Regions from separate parts of the Mus musculus genome. Here region 2 is linked to region 1. The links are chromatin loops, found by intact Hi-C in ENCODE. Cell type or tissue: heart. All regions are shown on one strand. Links, peaks and the distances in the headings refer to the core of each region. The heading gives the core; the rest is flanking DNA. Region 1 overlaps Spg11 (SPG11, spatacsin vesicle trafficking associated). Region 2 holds the start of Trim69 (tripartite motif-containing 69).

Region 1 (11,622 bases), core at 1,507-9,506:
AGAGGAGGGCACGGATCTCTGAGTGCAAGTCTTCCATGGTGGCTTCTGCGGAGGCCAAGGCTCTGCAGTGCAACACCAGCACTAGATCCTGGCTATAGAAACGGAAATACTGGCACACTCTGCTTGCTTCATGCACACAGCCACCATCCAGCAGCTGCCCGATCAAAGTGTTCAGTGACTCCTGCTCTTTGTGTTTCAGTCTGTTCTCACACGTCGTCTTGGATGGAAGATCATTAAGGCCTAAGTATTTGGATGTGTTCAAAGCAGCGAGCTTGGAGAAGGACAGCTCACTGGCTAAGCTATCAAAAGAAAGTTCAGCAGCAGCCAACTTGTGTTGAGAGAGGCTGGGCTTGGCTTCCTCTTCAGCCCCTCCACATGTGTGCTGGGCGACGCGGCAGATCCAAATCTGTTTCTCCAGCCCCTCCAGTTCCTCCACGGGAACCGGCTCTTCTTGGGCAAGCCAGTGGCCAGCCAGAGTGAGCAGCAGATGGCGCTCCTCAAGGCTGCCCTGTTCAGCAGGGTGCTCACTCACCTCGGGGGCTTGGCTAGAGAAGAAGGAAGAGGCTGCTCTCTTTGAAATAGAGTTTTTCTTAAAAATTTCATGGCATTTTTTCCAGAAGCCAAGTCTTTCTTGTTTCAGGGACCACTGCGGAGTGTGTGTTAGTGTTTGCATTTCCTGAGTTAACTGAAATTGAACAAAGCAGACATCAGCCTTGCCTGGGTCAAGAAGCATCATCACAGACATTAACACTTCCTAAGGACACGCTGGCTGCAAGCAAATCTAGTGAGTGCAGACCAGCCTGGGCTGCAGAGGGCGCTGGATGCAATTATGTGGAAAGTTAGTATGAAAACGGTTCTCAGTCCATCTGAGAGCCAAGGGAAAGCCACCGTATAGTTATCCTCTTCAAAAGCAAACAGCTGGAGTGCACCTCACAGCAGTGGTTCTCAACCTTCCTAATCTGTGGCCCTTTATACAGTTCCTCATGTTGTGACGCCACCCCACTAACCACAAAATTATTTTCATTGCTACTTCATAATTGTAACTTTGCTACTGTTATGAACCACAATGTAAATATCTGGTCTGAGACCCCCCCAACAGGGTCATGACCCATGGTTGAGAACCACTGTTCTATAGGCCATGCTTACATCAAAACATACGTCAGTTACTATATCAAAAGTGTACTCACTTCTGAAGCAGTCTGGGAAAGGGCTGCATTGCCTATGGACTGCATCCCACTGGTTCTGTTGGGAGTTTGAGTAACTTAAGATATACCTGTTCAATCAGCAAGCTGTCCACAGGCAGGGCTGCTAACTCGGCCACTCTCCTAGCCACAGCAAACTGCCCATCTGCTTTTAGCTTCTCCAAAATAGATCTACATTCCCGCTGAAAGTTCTCAGTGCTGTAGCTGGAAATGACTGCAGGGCTAATGGCGATAGGTGTGTCCTTCAGCACTTGGCTGAGGAGACACAGCTTCTGCACGTCTGGCCCTGTGCAGGAGAGAGGGCGCGGTTACACGGCAGTGCTGCTGAGGTGACAGAGTGGCAGGGGACAGCAGGGTGCCTAAAGGGGAAACGGGGGCCTTTCTTTTTCCTTCCTTCCTTCCTTCCTTCCTTCCTTCCTTCCTTCCTTCCTTCCTTCCTTCCTTCCTTCCTTCCTTTCTTCTTTGTTGTTTGTTTATTCTTTTGAGACAGGGTAGCACAGAGTCTGGGCTGGTCTTGCACTCATTATATAGCTAAGGAAACCCCTGAATTCTGACTCTTCTGTTTCTACCTTCCAAGTGCTAAGATTACAGGTGCATGCCATGTATCCTGTAAAAACAAGCCTTCTCTTCTGACTGACTGCAGAAGCCACTAAGGGCAAGTCCTTACATACTCAAAATGCTAAGTGCCATTAGGACACACATATATGTATACATGAGTATGTATATAAATATACCTGTGTATGTATGAATATATTCGCATGTATGCCAAGGGCACTCCGGTGGAGTCAGCTTGTGAGGCAGAAATGCCAAAAAGCTGCTCATGAGAAATGAATTTCTAGGACTCTCCTCCTGGATGTCTGGTGAAAGTCAGCTCTCTAGTTTGGGTCAGTTTGACAGGCGAAAAGCCTGGAAGCTGTTCACGAGGATAAGAGTTCCATGGAAATTTTCCTCCCAGAGTTATGGCATTTCTTTCCCTAACCCATAATATTCAAATTTCCACCACGTTAGTCTAATGTATAGATTCACGTGCACTCTATTAAGAATTACCTTATAGTAAATGCCTTTTAAGATTGTATTCTAACATAGCTAAAGCCTTTTCCCAGTGTTCTTAGATTCCAGATAGCAGCAAGGAGTTTAACCTATTCAGTAACTAATTAAGCACTACCATAAAACAATTAAGCACTAGCCATTAATTCAGTTGTCTGCAGAAAGAGTCTGGAATTCTCACTGAGATAGAAATTCATATTACAGACTACATTCCATGCCAAGAGCAAATTAATATACTATACTGATAAATGAGGATCCTTCAGACAAGATAATTTAACAAGGCCTAGAGAATTTTGGGGTCACTACATTATTCTTGAGGCGTGTCAAGAGTTAACAACCCTGGTGCTATTAACACTAAGTGTAAAACTCTTGCCTGGCAGAAGGTGCTATTCTCTAGTGTAAACATTTATCTGGTCCCTACAAATTCCCTTTGAAGTCACTCCCCTTGCATCTGTGCTAATCTCTAGTGTTAAACATTTATCTGGTTCCTTTTGAAGTCACTCCTTTTGCACCTGGAAAAATTCAATGTGCCTTATTCTGTTATGATTTGCAATTTACTCTGTATTATAAAAAGTCTGAGGCTCGACTGGAAAATTACATTCAGATCCAACACCACTCTTGCGTGTTTGTCTGTCTGTCACTCCATCCGACTCTTTGCTCATCTGCTTAAGAGATCCCATTCCACACAGACCAGGGGCCCAGAGGGTCTGTAGCACATGTATATATGGCATTTAGCACTTTCAGTGTGTATATATATATATATATATATATATATATATATATATATATGAGTGTATGTGGTATGTGTGTGAGGGAGTATGTGTGTATACCTTGCAATATCCTTAGTCAAAGTCTGGCTGAACTTGCCCACCTTGCTCTAAGAACTGGTAGCGATAAGATTAGCACATGAAATCAGCCTCTACTATACACATGTGGCTTTTATTAGACAGGATCTTACTGTGAAGTCCAGACTGGCCTTGATCTCATGACAATCTTCCTACCTCAGCTTTCTGGGCACTGGGCCTATAGGTGTGAACCACCATGCTGTCAAGTGTCTCAGATTGGTGCTCTTCAATATCATAGTAATCCGCTAACCTTGGAGACAATGACTCAGGTTAGCTTGCTCATTCCCCCCCCCCACCTCTCTGTGTGTGTGTGTGTGAGAGAGAGAGAGAGAGAGAGAGGGAGAGGGAGGGAAAGAAGGAGGGAGGGAGAGGGAGAGAGAGGAGACGGAGGGAGGGAAGAAGGGAGGGAGGGAGGGAGGGAGAGAGAGAGAGGAAGAGAGAGAGAGAGAGCAAGCACACTTGCAAGAGCGAGCATGTATCAGCTGCTTAGAAGGACTGGTTGCACTACAGTAGATGCTGCTGTTACAGATGACCTCTTCATGCTCAGTTATGGATGGACGTCAGTGTGCTGCTATCTATCCAATATATCTAATATTCTGACCGCCTTCCAAAAATAATTCCAACATACAAGAGCTAACAACTTGGCAGCAGCTTCAGAATAAAACTGTCTTACCGTCAGAGAAGAGCTGCTCAGTGCCAACAAACAGTTGGAGGAGTTTCCCCAGCTCATACTGCGTCTCACACTGCTGCGGCATAAGTTTCAAAAGGAAACAAACCTGGTCTTTCATCCACGAGGCAGGTATGATAGGAAGGACCCTTGCGGCCACTGTGTCAAGCTAGGAAAGACAACAGAGGCTCAGAAGAGTTTGTGGGAATGAACAGGCAGAACCCCATGAGGCCGGAGAGGTGGCTCAGTGGTTAAAGGCACTGACTGCTCTTCCAAAGGTCCTGAGTTCAATTCTCAGCAACCACATGGTGGCTCACAACCATCTTTAACGGAATCTGATGCCCTCTTATGGTGTCTGAAGAGAGTGACAGCGTACTCACAGATATAAAATAAATAAATCTAAAAAAGGAAAGAAAAAGCAGAACCCCCAAATCTGGGATCAAGAAAGCCCCGAACATTCCCAAGGCTTCTTACTACTCTCATGGGCCTATCACAAAAGGAGGGTCTGTGCACCCGACAGATGGCAGGAAGCAGTGATGGGGACAAAGGCAGCTCTGCCACTCTGCAGGAAGTGCTGGTGAGGGGGCTATGTGTGTGACAGTCCAGAGTGCCAAACTCTAGGAACCACCGAAGTCCCAGGCTTAAATGCCTCCTACTATCAAATCAGTCCCCCTGTGCTATTCCTAACCAACCATGCTTCACTTGGCAGCTCCCTAGAAGGGGTCTGGGCTTGTATTTGAGCCCAGAAGATTTTTTAAAAAGATTTCTTTATTATTATGTCTAAGTACACTGTAGCTGTCTTCAGATGCACCAGAAGAGGGTGTCAAGAGCCAGCCTGCATTTGACAAAGAACCATCCCTCTCTTCTTGGTGTCCACAGCAGGGACCACTGATCTCAGCCCCACTAAGTTTGGCTACTCCACCAGGACACAGATAACAGTAGCACATGACGTGACACTTCTGTTTACGGTAACTACAAGTCACAACGCCACCTGTCTGGCTTCTCTGAAATGACAGTGACTCATTGTCAATCACATGGCACAACCAGTTGTCTACTGCTTCCCCATACCACCCACCAGCATGAAGACCTGCCAACCAACTTTAGACCTGAGAGGAGGACACTCCAATTCCACCTACTGTTTCAAGGCTTTTCTGGAACTCCAAAAGTTTAACTTTGGCTTTCTCGTAATTCTTGAAGAACATACACAGTTCATACATCTCCATAATCAATAGAAGTGGGGAATCCTTTGAAGAAGAGTTAAAATTAGAAAATCCAGATCATCAAAGATATTAATAATGGAAGAATCAAATTAAGTTTCCCATGTTATTTCCTTTTGGGGGAAAAAATTAACCATCCACTAGGCGGCGCTATGGCCCCAACAAACATTCCCGGAGGCAAAAGAGCACCAGCCACTTACCCTCCTACTGGTTGGTCTCTGTGGTATCAACTAGCCTATTTTTGGTGGGGTTGTCAGGCCAGAAAAGAGGAATTTAGGATTAGAAGTGATGAATCTGAATTGTAAGCGTGCCTACTTGAGTATGTGCGGTTTGAGTTATGTATTAGTTATCAGTCTGTAAAAGAAAGGTAATGCCACTTCCTAACACACAAAATATTTTTATAAAGTATTGTGAGAACTTACTAAACCAATACATATAAAGTACTCTGCTAAATAAATACAGTATATCTCAAAGGTCCTAGGGCTGGATACCCAATACTAAACTAAACACACACACACACACACACACACACACACACACACACACACACACACACACACACACACACACAAGTTCTATTACCATTAATATTTCTTGTGTAATTCTTTTTTGGTTTTTTGAGACAGGGTTTCTCTGTATAGCCCTGGCTGTCCTGGAACTCACTTTGTAGACCAGGCTGGCCTCGAACTCAGAAATCCGCCTGCCTCTGCCTCCCAAGTGCTGGGATTAAAGGCGTGCGCCACCACGCCCAGCTACCATTAATATTTCTTGTTGACTTTAAAAAAAAAAATCCAGGTCTGATAATAAGAAAAAGCCAAGGAATGCTATGTTGACACCCTGAGGTTCTGGAATGTCTGAAGTGTGTGTGTGCACTCATGAGTGTGAGTGCATATGTGTGTATGTGTATAACAATACCTTAATAAAGAGCTGGAAACCTCGGATGAGAGTGTGGCTCTTGCGTCTTGTCAATACAGTTCTCCAGATGATGGACAGGTCCTTCAGGCTCCAGTGATGGTCCTCTACAGAGATCTGAATGTGTCCCATTGCTTCAGCTGCAACCTTGTCCTCCACGGAGGTGACAATCCAAACACAGAGACAGGAGACAACACTGGCACCCTACCATTGGATAAGAATGTTTCAAAATGAAGGAACTGGGCCTCGATCACACAGATGGACAAAACTCCACTAACTAGCTGGAATCAGCTTGTGAGAAAACCTTCCCCAACAAGGTGCTAAGGAAGAGGAGGAGGGTGCCTGCCTAGCAGAGCACCTTCCTGAGGGCAGCCAGAAACTGAGTCCCCACCGTAGGCTTCACTGGTGCCAGGAGACAGCTTAATGGACAGACAGCCTGAGGTCTGACCTTGGAAGCAGGTGTAAGAGCCTCACAATTGTCCCCTGTAGCTACTTCAGGCCCCTCCCACCTTACTGCTTGCTTCCTTCCTTTCCCTTCTTCCTTCTTCCTTCTTGTTCTCTGTTTTGTCTCTGCGTACATGAGCCCATGTGTGTTAATGCTCACAGAGGCCTGAAGAGGACAACGGATTCCCTAGAGCCAGAATAACAGGCAGCTCTGAGCACTGAACTCCAGTTCTCTGCAAGAGCAACAAGCACCCCTAACTCCTGAGCTAGCTCTCCAGCCCCAGCTCATTACTTCCTCATGTGTGCATGTACACACCTGTCATGGACCTATGGCTGTCAGCTATTTCCTTTCACCTCGTGAGTCTCAGGATTCAAACTCGTGGTCAAATTTGGTGTCAAGGGGCTTTGCTGGTCTGTGTTTTGTTCTGTTTTGTAGTTCTGACATTTTGAAAGACTTCCTTGATTTCTAATTGTGTGTGTGAGTATCTGAGTGTTAAGTGTGAGTGCTGGTGTTCATGAAGCCCAGAAGCCTTGAAACCACAGAAGTCTGCGTTAAAAGTGGCTATGAGCCACCAAATATGGGTGCAGGGAAGTCAGTCAGGTCCTCTGTGAGAGCAGTGTGTGCTCCTAACTACCAAGCCATATGAGACCGGGTCTTAGTTTATGGCCAGCATCCACCCCTAGCCTGCCACTGTCCTGACAAAGCCACCAAGCAGGTAGAGTTTTAGCACCCACTGTGGCCAGCTCACCTGCACACACGAGGCCAGGACACTGAGGATGGGAGCCCGATGTCTCACTGCCTCAGCCAGGAGCCAGCTCCAAGAGGTGGACTCATCTGAGCACCGGTGGAGAATTTCAAAGAAATTACTCGTTTCTCCTTTGTTTTTCTGGAGTTCCTGGAGGCAGCTGTCATCCCTAGAGATGGACCCTGATGACAGTTTCTCAGAAGCCAGCTTCAAGTGGCTCTGAAGGACAGGACTGAAATACTGAAGAAGAGATTCCACCTAGAGAGACGATTAAAACACACTCAGTGTTCTTTTTCACAGAGTGAGTTTTTACAAAAAGCCAGGTGGTAGTGGCACTTTAGTCCCAGCACTTGGAAGGCAGAGGCAGATGGATCTCTATGTTAAAGGCAACTCACATTACAGCCAGGGCTATACAGAGAAACCCTATTTCAAAAAAACAAAAAACAACAACAATAAAAACAGGGCTCAGGATGATTCTTTATAATGCTGAGCTGTGGGAGAGAAGACCATGTGATGTTTGTTACAACATCCAGCTATCTGGCCCAGGGTGGCTGGGCTAGAACTTGCAATCCTGCCTCCCAAGTTTCCATAGTACTGAGACTGCAGACCCGAGCACACAGTTGGTTGCTTTTAAGGGAATTTGAGTGAATGTCTATGTTAAACCTAGAATCCTAGAAACTTGTCCACATCTGTCCAATGATTTGGCCCTTGCCTGACACCAGGTTATAGACTCAGCCAATGTGGGTCTCGAGCAGACAGTCCTGGAGAACACAGTGCCAGGGAGTGTGGTTTACCTCTGCTGGGTGGTAGTTATGCAGCTGGCTGTGGACCAGGAACTGCAGCCAGTCATTGGCTTTGGCACATTCTCTAAGGTAGGACACGCTCAGCTTCCTGTCATGGAGCATGCAGAACTGAAGCACTAATGCCCACTGGCTGCTGGACTCACTGGACAACCTATAATAAAATTGGGGATGGACAGCAGAGGGAAAAAAAAAAGTCATTAAAATAGAGCTCTCAGGGATAGGCAGAGGCAGGGGATATCTAGGAGTTCCAGGCCAGCAGGGCTCCATAGTGAGACTGTCTCAAAAAATGGAAATAAATAAGTAAATAAAGTATAGCTTTAGGGGGGCAGAGAGATGACTCAGTGGCTAAGAGAGTTTACTGCTCCTCCAGGTAACCCAAATTAGGCAGCTCACACCACCCTGTAATTCTAATTCCAGGGGATTAACATCTTTGGCTTCTATGGGCACCTGGACACATATGTGCACACGTGTGTGTGCTTGCACACACATACCCTTTATATAATATAGATCTAGTTTAAAATTTGGAAATTAGTACAAATTAAATAAATTAACCAAAACATACTCTCAAAGAAAGGAAGGAAGGAAGGAGGGATGGAGGGGAGGGAAGGGGAAGGGAGGGGAGGGGAGGGAGAGAGCGTCAGCCAGCTTGCCCAGCCTGCCCAGCGGTAGCACATACTTTCAATCCCAGCACTCAAGCAGAGACAAGATCTTTCTGAGTTCGAGGCCAGCCTGGTCTACAGAGTGAGTTCCAGGACAGCCAGGGCTACACAGAGAAACCCTGTCTTGAAAAACCAAAACATCATCATCAACAACAACAACAACAAAACCCCAAAACAACAAAAAAACCAAAAACCCTTTCACCAAGGGCAGGCAGGGTCACCCGGCAGTAGAGCACATGCTTAGCGTGTATGAGGCTGTTGGTTTGATCTCCATGTGGTAAAAATAAATATAATAAAAATTTCATAAAATATGTAAAAATAATGAACATATGCTTTTAAATATATATCAAATAATTATTGCACTACTTAAAAAAAAACTAGCCAAATGTGATGGCACAGGTCTTTGAATTTCAGCACTCAGGAGGCAGGGGCAGGTAGATCTGAGTTTGAGGCCAGCCTGGTCTACAGAGCGAGTTTCAGGACAGCCAGGGCTACACAGGGAGACCCTGTCTCGAAAACAAAACCACCCTTCCACCTCTCTTGGGCTGGAGAGACACTTAGTCGTTAAGAGCACTCGCTGTTCCTGCAGAGAACCCATGTTCAGTCCCTAGCACCCACATGCAGTTCCGAGCACCCACACAGCTCACAACCTTTTGTAACTTTAGTTCAAGGGATCTGGCCTCTAAGGACACTGCACTTCTGTGGTACATAGATATACCTTCAGACAAAACACTCGTATACATAAAATAAAAATGATCTTAAAAACCCACCACGTCTCTTGCCTACAAAGCAGAACAGATTTCCCTCTCATCTGAAGAGAGGGAGTCCCATGGGTAGCTACTTTCTGTCTGCCCTATGCTGGCTGAGTAAGGCCACGGGTTGGGGGTGGGGAGCTGATGAAAGTGCAGCAAGCTATTTGAAGGAAGAGCAGTCCAACACAGGTTGGCACAGCCAGGCTTACTAAAGAGGCTGGGGTTGCAACTCACAAACCTGCTAAAGCCCTGCTGCTCAATGCTGTCCCACACGCCTTCCTCCAAGAGAACAAGCAGCTCTTCTGTGGCTGCTCTGTCACCGTCAGCAAGCTTAGACAGCTTCTCAGCTGTAAGAAACAGGCAACAAGACCTCGGTGGCCACAGCTGCATAGCTCTGTAGCTCCAGCTGAGCGAGATGGACTGCGCAGGCTCAGGTCAGGGTCAGCCTACGCAGGACAGAACACGTTGGGACCATATCTCTAAATAACCAAGAACCGAAGGAAAAGCCGCGTAAGATCAAAGCCATCAAGAGGGAGCATGGGCTGTAAAGCCCCTGGGTAACTCATGCTGGCCTTGAGTTCTTAGTGATTATCCTGCCTCAGCACCTCCAGGACCAACTGTAATAGACTGTGTGTAATCTATATATGGGACCATGCAGTGTGTATGTGTGACATGTAATGTGTGATGTGTATATGGGGTGCGTGTAGTAGTATATATGTGTGACATACACTGTATGTGTATGGAGTATATGTGTATGTGGTAGGTGTGTGTGTGTGTGTGTGTGTGTGTGTGTGTGTGTGTGTGTGTGTGTTCAATAGAAAAAGTCAGACCTGGGTATTTTTGTTAAATTAATGAGGCTCAGGGTCATTCAAACCCAATTAAAATGACTTCTAAGAAAGTGAGATTAATAACATAAACTTTCATTTCCACTTCAGGACTTTTGACCTGTCCCTCATTTCCCGTGGACAACATTTGACCTGTCCCTCATTTCCCATGGACAACACGTGGCAGGGTGCAAAGGTGCTGTACCCAGAGACTCTCTGATGAAGCTGGAACGAGCATCTTCATCTCTACGCTTGGAGCCCAAAATTACATTTGCCATTTTCAGGTCAACTCTGAGCTTGAGGCTGCTGAGGCCAAGCAATTCTAAGAAGCAGACACAGGCAGCCCCTACCGAAGGGTTGGTGAAGGAAGAGAGCCCTAAGGTATAGGCCTCCTTGCCTACTTGCTGGATCCTAGAAAATAAAGAAATCAAAATTATATAAGATATAAGCATTACTTCTCGCACTGGCTGGGGACATGGCTCAGTGGGTAAAGATACTTGGTACCAAGCCTGACAACTTGGTTTGCTCTCCCAGACTCACACGGTGGAGCGATTCAGCACACACACACTTTCCTGTAGGCCAGAGAGACGATGGCTAAGCACCCAACAATGCTTACTAATCTTGTCGAAGACCCAAGTGTGGTTCCCAGCACCCACACCAGGCAGCCCTCAACTACCTCTAACTCCACCCCAGAGGCCCTGACTTTCTCTCCTGGATTCCCACAGCCCCCCTCACCAGACATAAAAATACAATAAAATCTTTTTAAAAAAGCTGTCCTCTGACTTCCATAGGTAACTTGATGTACACACACCCTGACATCACACAGACTCAAACCATTTACACCATACATTACACACACCACACAGACACACAAATCACATATACCATCACACACAGACACATACACAAACCATGTACACACATACACCATACACACCAAATGCAAAGCACATTATACACACACAAGAACAAACCATTTACATCATACATCCCAAACATACACAAGCACACGCGCGTGTACACAAACACACACACACACAAACACACACACACACACACACACACACACACAATTTTAAAAGCTGCTTCTCACCAGGACAAGGAACTGGAGCTGTGCTAACAACAGAGAACTTTCTATTTGGTCTTTTGCTACCTCCTCTCCCTTTGTGTTCATTTGGGTTCCAGTGAAAGCTTTATGTTGGGGCACTTATAGTATAACCCCATTTCCTTAGACTTACATGTTCTTTAATTTTTTTTTAATTGGGAAAATTTAATAAGCATGAAATGCACTACACATTAGGAATGGCAATACCACAGTTGTAGACATTTTTATTTTTCTTAAGACAAGTTAGTGATAAGCTCTCATGAAATAGCTCAGCAGTTAAGAGCACTGGCTCCTCTTTTAGAGGCCTGAGTTCAATTCCCAGCAACCACAACCATCTCTAAAGGGATCTGAGGTCCTCTTCTGGTATGCAGGTGTACACGCAGACAGAACACTCACACA
Region 2 (11,622 bases), core at 1,815-9,814, 89 kb after region 1:
CCCTTCCTGAGGCACGTCTTCTGTTGCTGTCGGTGGGAAAGAGGAACCTTTGGTTATCATTAACATTTTGAAATTTCCAAACTCTTAAGTAAATCTCTTCTTACTAAGTAGCTTGTATCAGGTATTTTGTTATAACAATTACTGATTAATAGTAACCATAAGCCAGAAGTGGGACAATCAATCTTGCATCACAAAGCTTTATTTATTTATTTATATTTCACACAACTGTTATTATTGTAAATTTAGATTCATTTAATTTTGTGTATGATACATGTACATATGTACACTACATGCATGCTTACTGCCTATGAAGTTCAGAAGAGGTCATCTGGAGGAAGTCACATCCCCTGGAACTAGAGAGTTATGGATGACTGTGAGCCACCATGTGGGTGCTGGGAACTCAACCGGGGTCCTCTGGAAGAGCAGCCAGTACTTTTAACTGCTAAGCCTTCCAGTTATTTTTTTGTGTGTATACGTTTGTGTGTGAGGAGGGAGCATGCATGTATATATGCTTGTGTAAGGGTATGCATGCAGGGGGTGCATGTATGTTCATGTGTGTGTGCATGTGTATGTGGGTTGTGCATGTGTTGTATGGGGGGATATGTGTGTATGTGTGTGTGTGTGTGTGTGAGAGAGAGAGTGCATGAATGTATGTATGTATGTATGTATGTATGTATGTATGTATGTATGTATGTATCAGAGGATGGGTTGCTGCTGGATATCTTCTCCAGTTGCTATCACTCTCTACCTTATATTTTGAGGCAGAGTTACAGTGAACGGCAAGCTTGGAGATTTAGCCGGCCATCCAGCCCCAGGGATCTTCTAGTTACCACCTTTCCAGTGCTAGGGTGAGAGGCACATAGCACCTTACTCAACTTTTCTGGGATGAGGGCTGAACCCAGGTCCTTCAGCTCCAAGACTGAGGCACCTCCTAGGCCCCCAGTACATGATATTTATGGAATGTAGATGATTTATCCCAGCAACCTCCTGGGATAAAGTTCCTTAGGGTCCTAGGTGTATTGTTTGATCTTCAGTCTCTTCTTCTGTGAAGGTTTCATCCTGTTTGGCTAGTGAAGTTTCAGTAGGACTGAAAGTGGCTGTGTTACTACTGGGCTTAAGGTGCATAGGGAAACTTCATGGGAAGTTCCTCCATAACCTGGAGAAAAGGCAGAGACGTTCATCGCACAGAGACATCACAAGAACAAGACTGCACTGGAAGCCTGGGAACTCAGTAGAAGGAAAGAAGACTAGAATTGCACCTCCAAAGACTGCTTCCTGCAGCAGCCAAGAGCTCAAGATGAACCTGGGTGAGGGACCTGGGAGAATGAACCCCACCCTCCACCTTGGAAAGGACCTCAGGGTAGCTTGCAGAGTGACAGATGTGGGGAAGTGGATCCTTTCCACCTGTCCCAGTGGACCTCAGGGTAGGCTGCAGAGTGACAGATGTGGGGAAGTAGACCCTTCCCACCCGTCCTAGTGGAACTTTGTTAGGACCCATGGTGGCAAGAAGGATCATATTTCCAATTTCTTGTCCCCAAGTCCTGTGTCTACTGGTGAAACCTTGAGCAGGAAACTTGGGTTGTGTGTGTGTCTTCTTTAGCACCACACTGCCAGACTGCTTTGAGCCCTAACAATGGCTCTGACTCTATTGTAGTATTGTTGGCTCGGTGATGCTTTTCCCAACTACACCCTTTGTGTTGCTCTGCACTTATTCAGTTCTATTAGCCTAGCCTAGCAAGTGGCCAACCAACTTTCAAGAAATAAATCAACAGGATTATAAATCCTGATTCTAAAGATGTGTGTGTCTGTAAGGATTGCAACCTCTGACCTTCAGTTTCTGGACACTACAAGTAATGTCACCATCAGAGCAACCAGAAACTGTCCTATTAATTTTAACTTTCAAAGCCTCACTAGGAGACTGACTAGACAGTAGGATTGCTGATCTAATTTCTGTGGGAAGGCAGATGTAGAGAACCACCACCCTTCCTCTTTGTTGTAAGGGGCTTTGGGTAAAGAGGAAACTGAGAGGGGGTGGGGAAGTCCCTTTTGCCCACAGCCTGGGGATGTGGCAACCTTCCTGAGTGGGCAGATCATATACAGGAAAACCTGTTTGGGAGGTAGTGGCAACAGGAATGGGGCCAAACAACAGGAGTGGAATTCCAGATGGAATTTGTACCTTATCGACCACTCTGTAACCTGGGGTGTCCCTGTGACAGCTTTTTTCATGTTTCTCAACATCTATGCAGCCTTGCAAGGCCCTCCTGCCCCACCAGTGTAGCCAGCTCAGCACATGCTCAAGTGCATGTTTCTAGTTCTACCCACTAGATAGACCCTGGCAGAGAAGGACACAATACCTAGGCCTCACATGGGCTGCTGGAGCCTGGGTGGAGACCAGATGATGGTGGGCTCTGCTTTTTGGGACCGTTGAGCATCACTGGTGGGCCTCTCTTTGCCTGGCTGGAATAGGAAATTGTGCAGTAGCCATGGCCTGTGATCGTGAGATGCAGAGTGGAGTGGAGAGAGCCTGCCAGTATTGCCTGGACCAATGAGCTGAGCCGATGCTTGTGATGGAGTGCTAGGTAGAGCATCCATACCTGGGCTTCACTAATTTCCTTCTTAGGCCTCCAACTGTCTATCAGATTCCATGGTTTAATCCCAGACTCCGATTGTAACACTGTATTGTGCACTACACCTGCCACTGTGTTTGAGATATAATCTACAACCACAGTTAGTACATTTAAACGTCCTCCCCACTAAAATCCTGTTCCAATCAGCAAGCTTTCCACATTCCTCCTAAATCCTCTAGTCCTAGAAAACCATTATATTTCAGTCTTTTGAATTTTTCTAGTCTTGATATTCCCTTTATTTTACTAAGCTGTGTTTATTTACTTGTGTGGGGCACAGGTGCATGGGCAGTAACAGGACATCTTGCTGCAGCCAACGCTCTTCTGCCATCATGCAGCATCTGGGGATGGAACCCAGATGGTCAAACTTCATCTCACTCTCTAGAACAAAATTTTAGATAAAAATTCTTCAAAACCCCTGGTAGAGAACTCTGGGCTCGTGAAACAGCAAATACACTACATAGTTTTTCTTAGAAAACTCAGGGGGCTGGAGGGATGGCTCAGCTGTCAAGAGCACAGACTGCTTTTCTGAAAGTCCTGAGTTCAAATTCCAACAACCACATGGTGGCTCACAACCATCTGTAATGAGATCTGACACCCTCTTCTGGTGTGTCTAAAGGCAGCTACAGTGTACTTACATATAATAATAAATAAATCTTTAAAAAAAAAAGAAACTCAGACACATAGAGAGCTTTCTAACAATTTTATGTTCTGTATACAAGTGTTTGCCTGCATGTGCTTATGTGTACCACATGTGTGCGGTGCCCTCAGAGGCCAGAGGAGGGCATAGGATCCCCTGGACCTAGAGTTAGAGCAGGTTGTGAGCTGCCATGTGAGAACCCAGGTTCTCAGAAAGAGCAACCAGTAAATCCCCTTAGCTGCCAAACTATCTTTCCAGGCCCTAAAGATTGTTTTTAAAGACAGGGTTTTGTGTAGCCCAGACTGGCTTTGCACTCCTTCTTCCACCTCTGCCTCCTGAGTTGTAGGGCTACAGGTATGCATGTCAGTCCCTTCTCCTTCCACTGTGTGGGACTCAGGGATCCAACCCAGGTCATGAGGCTTAATAGCAATGCTTTACCCACTAAGCCATCCTGCCTGTTTTATGTTGGTAATACAAATAAACAAAAGGCTATCTAGACTGTTTTGCTAGGGTTTAAACAAGCTGTAGTCCTCTTCTTGTAAGTGTTTTTGGGTTCACAGTCTTCCCACTGCCACCAGGACATGAAATAGAGGAGAGGCACAGTTTAAAATCCGTAACTAAAATTTTTGAATATGTGTTTTCCAAACCCCCCAAATACACCTAATACTATTATCAATCTTAAATCTTTAGCTTCACATTACATTTATTTTTCTAGTGTCTGTGTGAACGTGAACACGCACTTGGAGGCCAGAGGATGATGTAGGATATTGTTCCTCACCATTCCTCACCATTTTTGCTATTATTTTCACATTATTTATTTATTTATTTATTTTTTTTCGTGGATGCACATGCCACAGCATGTATATGTAGGACAGAGGACAGCTTGAGAGAGTCAATTCTCTCCTTCCACCATGTGGGTGGGTCCTGGGAATCAAACTCGCCTTATCTTGATGTTCCAACACTTGGGAGACAGAGAGAGGAAAGAAGGTGAGCCGAGCCCAACTGGATTACATAAATGAGACTATCTCCGAAAACAAAGCCAAGGAATCTCACTGAGTAGTGCTGGCCTTGCTGGAGTGCAGTGAGTGTGGAGGTGGAGAGCAAACTGAAACCAGAATCAGAGTTCAAATATTGCATAAAGCCTGAGCTCTAAATTCTTATGTAAATCAGCTGGGGACTGACCAACAGCTGTGAGATGCAGGGGGCTTTACACTGGCTTTAAACTTTGGTGCAAATCTCTTACTGAAGCCAAAACCATAGTAAATACAAGAACGCATTTATATTCTGGCAGTCCCAGGGATGAATTCCAGACAAGCCTGAGAGTTCCTGCGTCTAAAGAAAAATGCTAACTCTTGGCACGGCCTGGGATGTGTAACAGAGAGCTCTGGGAGAGTCACGTGTCTGGCTTTATCTGTGAGCATCTTCAGCTTGGAGAAGTTGACTTAACTCACAAGAGTCCAGTAAGTCACACATTACCTGGTTATCCTGAGGGTCCAGTTTGCATGGGAAGGCACTTGAGAGTCACATGGATGATAACCCTCAAACTACAGAAGACATTCCTCGGGAATGCACTGGAGAGCGACAGCCTTCCTCCCCTCCTAGTTTTCAGTAGATGAACAGTTCTTGTGGCTTACATCCCTTTCTTTTGCGGCATGTAAAAGCCATGATCCCCAGATCTGGCTCCACCTGTCTCAACGACCCTGCCCAGGGAAGACAGAGAGGCTGAGGCTGGCAGTGCGGTGTTACCATGCTCCTGCCTATCCTGCCAGGAGACTGCTTTTTGTGAATGAACCACTCTCTTCTCTCTCTCTCTCTTTTCCCTAACAAGCCAGAATAGCAGCTGTTGTTCAGTGGTCCACTGGAGAGAAGCTGGGGCAGGCCGGTGATTAGGGAGCTTGTCTACAAGGCACTCCGCTCAACCTTAGCACCAAACACAGAAACAAAACATGCATGCAGGGCATTTATTCCCAGCACTTGGGAGGCAGAGGTAGGTGAAATCTCTGTGAGTTTGAAGCCAGCTTAGTCTACATAGTGAGTTCTAGGACAGCCAGAATGTAGGCTATGTAGAGAAACTCTGTCTTGAAAACCAAAATCCAAAACAAATACAAAATAACAACAAAACCCACCCAAACCAATCAACCAAACAACAAACACAAACAACGACAATAACCCTGAAATCTAAGAAAACAAGCAGACAGAAGGAGGGTGTGCAGATCATTCACAGGGCCCCTCGAACTCTCTCACTAAGCCAGTGTTTACTACAGAGTGATAGCATGGAAGGCCTGGGGGCTAAGAAGACAGTTCTTTCTCACAAGAAGCTTGCGGTTTCTTGGGAAAGAGATCTGAAGACAAATCGGTTTAATGAAAGGAAGAATGTAGTATACCCAGAGCAGTGATAGAAACATCTGCCAGGTGCTGCTGCTGCACACAGCCTGCTCTGACTTCTCAGCAACTCTCTTGGCAGGAGGGGCAGCCTGTGCAAAGCCAGAGAAGCAAGGCATTTGTGGGCAGTCTCTAACTCTGGCATGCTGTTGTCCATGCTAAGGCTGGATAGCAGGCAGACACTAACCACTCAAGGCAATATACTGAGTTAGAATTACTGTAAGCAAAACATCAAACCCGCGGGCTCCCAGACTTGAGCATGGTCTAGGGACGAGCGTCTAAGCTAAAAGTGCTTACTTAGACTTTTAGAGAAAGCTGTGTGAACAGCATCTTTCCCTGCTGCCTTAGGGTCCAGCTCCAGACCCTGCTACTTGATCAGGTCTGCTTCAGGAGATGCCAAGAAGACAGGGAGAGCCAAACAGCTACCCCTGAAAGGCTCTGTGTCTGGAGGTGACGGGTCCAGCTAGGATAAAGAGAAGCCGCTCCAGTCAGGGGTACAGCTGATGCTGCTGTTTGTTCTCTCTTCCCTCGAGCAGCCTCATTCCCAAGTGAGATCTGAAAACCTTAAAATTACATTACCAGGGCTGGAGAGATGGCTCAGCCATTAAGAGTATTTATGGTGCTTACAGAGGACCAGAGTTTGGCTCCCAGTACTCACATCAGGTAGTTCACAACTACTTGTAACTCCAGCTCCAGGGAATTTGATCCACCTCTCTGGCCTCTGTGGGCACCTCCATACATGACACACACTCGAGCACAAACATACTCACACATAACTCAAGATTAAACATTTAAAAATTAGATTACCACCTGAAGTTTAAAAGAATCCCATCCCAAATAAAATAATAAAAGGGGTTGGCAGGTCATTCCAATCCAATCAGAGTTTGTCTATCTCAGACGCGAATATCATCAAAGCAACTGACAAACTGTCACGGAACCTGCTGGATCTCTAGCTTTGGCCTTGTCTGTCTTCTTCAGCTCCTGAACTCTCTTCTCCCTCCTCCTCTCATGGGCTCTGAGTCCATTCCTAGCATACTAACAGGCCCAGAACTCTTGGTCTGCAGCCATCCTGGGCTCACTGAGCAAAGCCAAGTTGCCTGACTCTGCCCCCTGGTGGCCTAATGACCAAGTTTCATGGAGGTAAGTTATTCTCTAACCACTCAGCGGGTTTTCTACACACAGGGTAGGAAACAGGGTATTGATTGTGGATCAAGAAGGGAAATCAAAGAAATATTTAACATGTAGCCTTTACCTTCTAAACTCTAGGCCTTTGGATAAACAGAAATTAGAGATGTGGGTAAGAAAGTAAGGAGGTCCACCATAACTTTTTGATAATTAAGACAAACATTATACAAAAGTTAACCTCTTTATCAATATAACTACTATCTTTAGATGAAGAATTATTAGTTATAACATTTTTTCATACTATAGGTCTTGGTATGTTATATTTACAACAGAGGTGCAGTTAAACATTTTTAGAAATCACATTTGTGTATTTTGTGTAGATATGTGGGCGTGCATACCAGAGCACATGTGTGGAAGTCAGAGGAAAATCTGCAGGATTAGGTTCACTCTTTCCACCATGTGGATCTCAGGGACTGAGTTTGGGTCGTCGGGCTTGGGAGCAAGCATCTTTTCCTGCTGAGCCATCTCACCAGCCCAGTTAAACGTCTTAAATTAACACCTTAAAACTAAAGTAAAGGAAGTTAGTATTCTAAACTTTAGTGTTGACAGACAAAAGAAAACATCGATTTACTTTAAGGAAGCCGGGTTTCCACGGAAACCCATCAAGGAATCTCAGTACATGGATCCGGATGCCGAGTGGGTCAGAACCCAGAGGTACAGATTTAGGATTTACTTCTGTGAGGCTGAACACGAAGTCAGGAAATTACTCACTTGTTAAAAGAGAGCAGAGCTAGAAGAAAGCCAGAGAAGATACTAAGAATAGAAAGGGGGATGGAAATTACTCATGGGGAAAGAACCAGGGTAGTAGTGCACTCGGGGCCAAAGGAGAGGGTTTCAGGTTTCAAGAGGGTGGAGACCAAGAGTATTCTTAAAGAGCAGAGATTCAGACAAGCTACTTCCAACACATTCCTTAAGCCCCTACCACAGCCAAGTAATGTGCTGGCCATAAGAGCTCAGGAAGAGACAGAGGACAGTGGCATAGTTAATGTAATGCAACAGCTTTCCTCGTTGGTTTTTTCTGTAATTGTTTGTTTTGTTTTAAGTCAGGGTTTTGCTGTGTAGCCCTGGCTGTCCCGGAATTCCATCTGTAGACCAGGCTGGCCTTGAACTCACAGAGATCTGCCTGCCTCTGCCTCCTGAGTGCTTGGATTAAAGGTGTGCGCCACCACCACTAGGCTATAAATGTTTTTTAGAGTGTGGGTGTGTGTGAGAGTGTCCAAGGAGGACAGAAGACTTTGATCCATTGGAGCTGGAATTACAGAGATTTATGAGTTCTGGGATCTGAATTCTAGTCCTCTAAGGACTTAAATGCTCTTAACAATGGAGCAGTCTTTCTAGCCCTTTCCTTTGTAATTCTTATCTCTATTAATGAACTGATTCTACCTGCCACCTCTCCATTTCTTTTGCTTTTTGTTTAAAATGTATATGCCAGATCCTGCCTTTGTCTGTCCTTCCTTCTTCCTTTTCTTCCTTTCCTTCCTTCCTTCCTTCCTTCCTTCCTTCCTTCCTTCCTTCCTTCCTTCCTTCCTTCCTTCCTTCCTTCCAACAGGGTCTCTCTCAGCTCTTGTTGTCTTGGAATTCGATATGTAGACTCAGACTGGCCTCAAATTCACCATGTTTCTTTAATGACTTCTGGGCCATGTTTTTTGTGTTCTACAATGTATCTCACGGTGTTTTTCAGCAGTTGTTTCTATTCTTTGTTTTCAGATTCATGAGAGAGTCTGGTTTGCATAGTCATCTTTTGCATTAGGCGACAGTTGGGGTTGCTGGACAGCCTATGAAATGGTCCAGAAGTCTGTCTGTGGTCTGGGAAAGGAAAAGGAAGTCACCTGACATATGCAGACCTGATCCTTTAGTGTGGACAGTGGGGAAGGCAGTTATTTTAAATTAACACATTCAGTAGACATTGAATAGAAATCTTAATTTAAAAAGTCAAGTATGCAAAGAATAACATATAGAATTGTTTATAACTATTCTGTATATAAATATTGACCTCGAGTCTCCCTTCTGATGGGCTCAAAGAAACTCAATTTATACTCTTTGAGAAGTGGCACCCACAGAGAGTGTGATTATACACACATATATGAGTACTCAGGTGGCAGTGTGTGTGTGTGCGCGCGCGCTAACACAGAGGCTAGAAGAAGGATGTCGATGTCCTGCTTTCGTTACTTGTCTTGTCAAGATGGTGTAGCACACTGAAAATCATACCCTCCTCCACCACCATCATTCTCTCCTAAACACATATACATTCTCTCCTAACTCAAGGAGAATGAAAAAGACAGAAAAAAAAAAAACCCAAAAAAACCACATGCATATCTTTCCCTAAATGTATAGAAATGTTGGATAAAGTGCTAGTGAAAATTGAGCTTTTCTTGGTGGGGGGTTGGCGGCGGTTTCGAGACAGGGTTTCTCTGTGTAGCCCTGGCTGTCCTGGAACTCTGTAGACCAGGCTGGCCTGGAACTCAGAAATCCGCCTGCCTCTGCCTCCCGAGTACTGGGATTAAAGGCGTGCGTCATCACCGGCCGGTGGGCTTTTTGTTTTTGAATGGTGAAATAATAAAAATAATGATTTTCCCTTCAAAAGAACCTCTCATTCTTTGTAAAGTCAAAACTGTAACGAGGGAACCATGAGTGCTCGCCAATGCCTGTAATCCTAGCACGTGGGCAGGCACGTGGGAGGGCACAGGCAGGAAGCTTTTGAGTTTGAGGGAAGCCTGGGCTATAATTTGAGATCCTGTCCCAAAGGAACAAACAACTAACTCAAGGAGAATGAAAAAGACAGGAAAAAAAAAAAAGCAAAATGCCAGACAACCCTTCAACCCCTTTAAGATGAAGTTAGAGGCTTTAAGGAGCTTGGGCACCAGCTTAGGAAAAATCTTTACAGAATACAGTAAAGGCCAAGCAAAATGTGTGAGGGACGAGGAATGCAAACCTTGCAGAAAGAGAGTTTCCAGGAAGTGCTCGTTACACCAGGCAGCAGAGCAGCTGTTTCCCTAGAGCAGGCAGTCACAAGGATCTAAGATGTAGGACAGCAGACTCCACCTGGGGGAGGTGGAGTGGAGGAGACACAGTAAGCCAAGCAGCAGGACTGTTCTGGTGGGGAGAGCTCATGTGTGTGCTGTTTCAAAAAGAAACCAACCTCAATTATGGACCCGCCTTCATGTTCCTGTTAGACTTTTCTAAATAGATGACTCGGGAAGAACTCAACCTCCCTTAAAATATCTGAAGAAACAGAGAAACTGGGCCTGGAGCAAGGGCTCAGTGCCTAACTGGTGAGCCCAGGACAATGGCATGCTGTCTCAAAGGGGTAGACTGCACTCCTGAGGATGGCACCTTAGGTTCTTCCAGCACCACTCCCCCACCCCCACCCCCATAAAAAGTTAGTGGCAATTATAAAATAAGGAAGGGATAACATTTTTCAGCGCAAAGAAGGAGAGCCACGGCATGGGAGAACATGAACGTGGGCAGACAGCAGGATCTCCAAAGCCTGCCCAGTGGGTGTTTCAGGGAAAAGAAACTGAAAGCATGGCATGGTGGCTCATGCCCTAAACCCCAGTCCCAGTCAGGAGGCTCACTGCTGACTCACTGATACAGTGGAAGGCAGGCGCTCGCTCGCTCGCTCGCTCGCTTGCTCGCATAGAGCTGGCTCTGGGTGCCTAAGAGCAGTATCAGCTCCACAGATGCTGAGATGGAAACAATTTTTGGCGGCTCTTTTTCACATAATAGCATGTGTTGTGTAGCATACAATAAAGCATTCTTGTTCAGTATAAAAATCCAGGCTCTGGAATCAAATACCTTCTACTTAAGAAAAAAAAAAACTAAGATAACACTCATACAACCAATTATTTTCAAGGGTACACTCCAGTAGCATTTAGTATATTTACAACGTACAACAGCTGCCTTTTTTCCAAAATGATGTCACCCCCAGAGGAAATCTCTTTTCCACTAAGCAGTCATCCCCACCTTTCCTTCTCCCATGCGCCCTAGAAAGCAATTTTTCTGTCTCTTATGGATTTTACCTAAGTTGGATATTTTATATAAACAAAACTCTTTTCTATGGGTTTGATTCTTTGTTCTAGGATTATTTTGTGGTCCTGGCAATTGAACCCAGGCTCTTACTAATTCTAGGCAAGTACCCTAACCACTGAGCAATACTCCCAGTCCACCATAATGATACAGTGTGTGTGAATGTGGATATATGCATGTATGTACGTGTGTATGTGAGGATACATATGCATAGGCGTGAATGTGGAGGCCTGGGGAGGAGGTTTGGTGTCTTCTATTGTTCTTTGCCGTATTCCCTGAGACGGGGGTCTCTCACTGCTTTCTGGCTAGCCTGGTAGCCAGCAAGCCCCACAGATGTCTCCTCCATTGCCAACACCGAGGTTGCAGGAAATCTGAACTCAGGTCTACATACTTAAGCAGCACTCTTAACTGAGCTACTTCTTCCACCCATAGACTTTGTTGTTGTTGTTTGTTTTTAATTTTTTGCTTTGTTTTGTTCTTTTGAGACAAGGTCTCACTATCTAGCTCTATATGGCTGTCTTGGAACTCACTTGGTAAACCAAGCTGGCCTCTTAACTCACAGAGAACCTCCTGCCTCTGCCTCTTGGGTACTAGGATTAGAGGTGTGTGCCACTGCCACCCGCTCTATGTTTCACTTTTTGAGGGAGAACATCCTACTGCTGAGAGCCATCCTATTTTAGTTTTCCATGTCAGTGTTTACAGCGATACATTTCCCAGACAGTACTGCCCTTAGCATATTCTGTAAGGTTTGGTATGTTGTATTTT

What was found. A loop is a pair of places that touch in the nucleus more often than their neighbours do. Peaks named below come from ENCODE experiments on the same cell type or tissue, not always from the same donor. Only the 100,000 strongest peaks of a DNase experiment are listed, where the experiment ranks them.
Region 2: a loop joins it to region 1, with 10 times the contacts of the local background. A loop is called at or near these places in 30 of 42 quality-filtered maps.

What each region holds. Positions count from the first base shown.
Region 1 is chr2:122,064,972-122,076,593 of GRCm38, forward strand. Spg11 (SPG11, spatacsin vesicle trafficking associated) reads right to left here. Exons shown (of 40, transcript NM_145531.2): 22 at 10,324-10,529; 23 at 9,533-9,641; 24 at 7,875-8,034; 25 at 7,084-7,338; 26 at 5,894-6,094; 27 at 4,898-5,005; 28 at 3,768-3,930; 29 at 1,274-1,488; 30 at 1-685. Among named protein-coding and RNA genes, the nearest start is that of Eif3j1, 42 kb to the left of the region's middle. In heart, for the core only: a CTCF peak has its summit at 5,115 (motif pointing right); no DNase peak of the experiment used is centred there.
Region 2 is chr2:122,154,111-122,165,732 of GRCm38, forward strand. The region is part of intron 2 of Patl2 (protein associated with topoisomerase II homolog 2 (yeast)); the gene reads right to left. It overlaps Trim69 (tripartite motif-containing 69), which reads left to right and starts at 6,598. Exons shown (of 7, transcript NM_080510.3): 1 at 6,598-6,786. The coding sequence starts at 6,781. In heart, for the core only: a CTCF peak has its summit at 6,761 (motif pointing left); a DNase peak (open chromatin) is centred at 6,721; H3K27ac peaks cover 935 bases.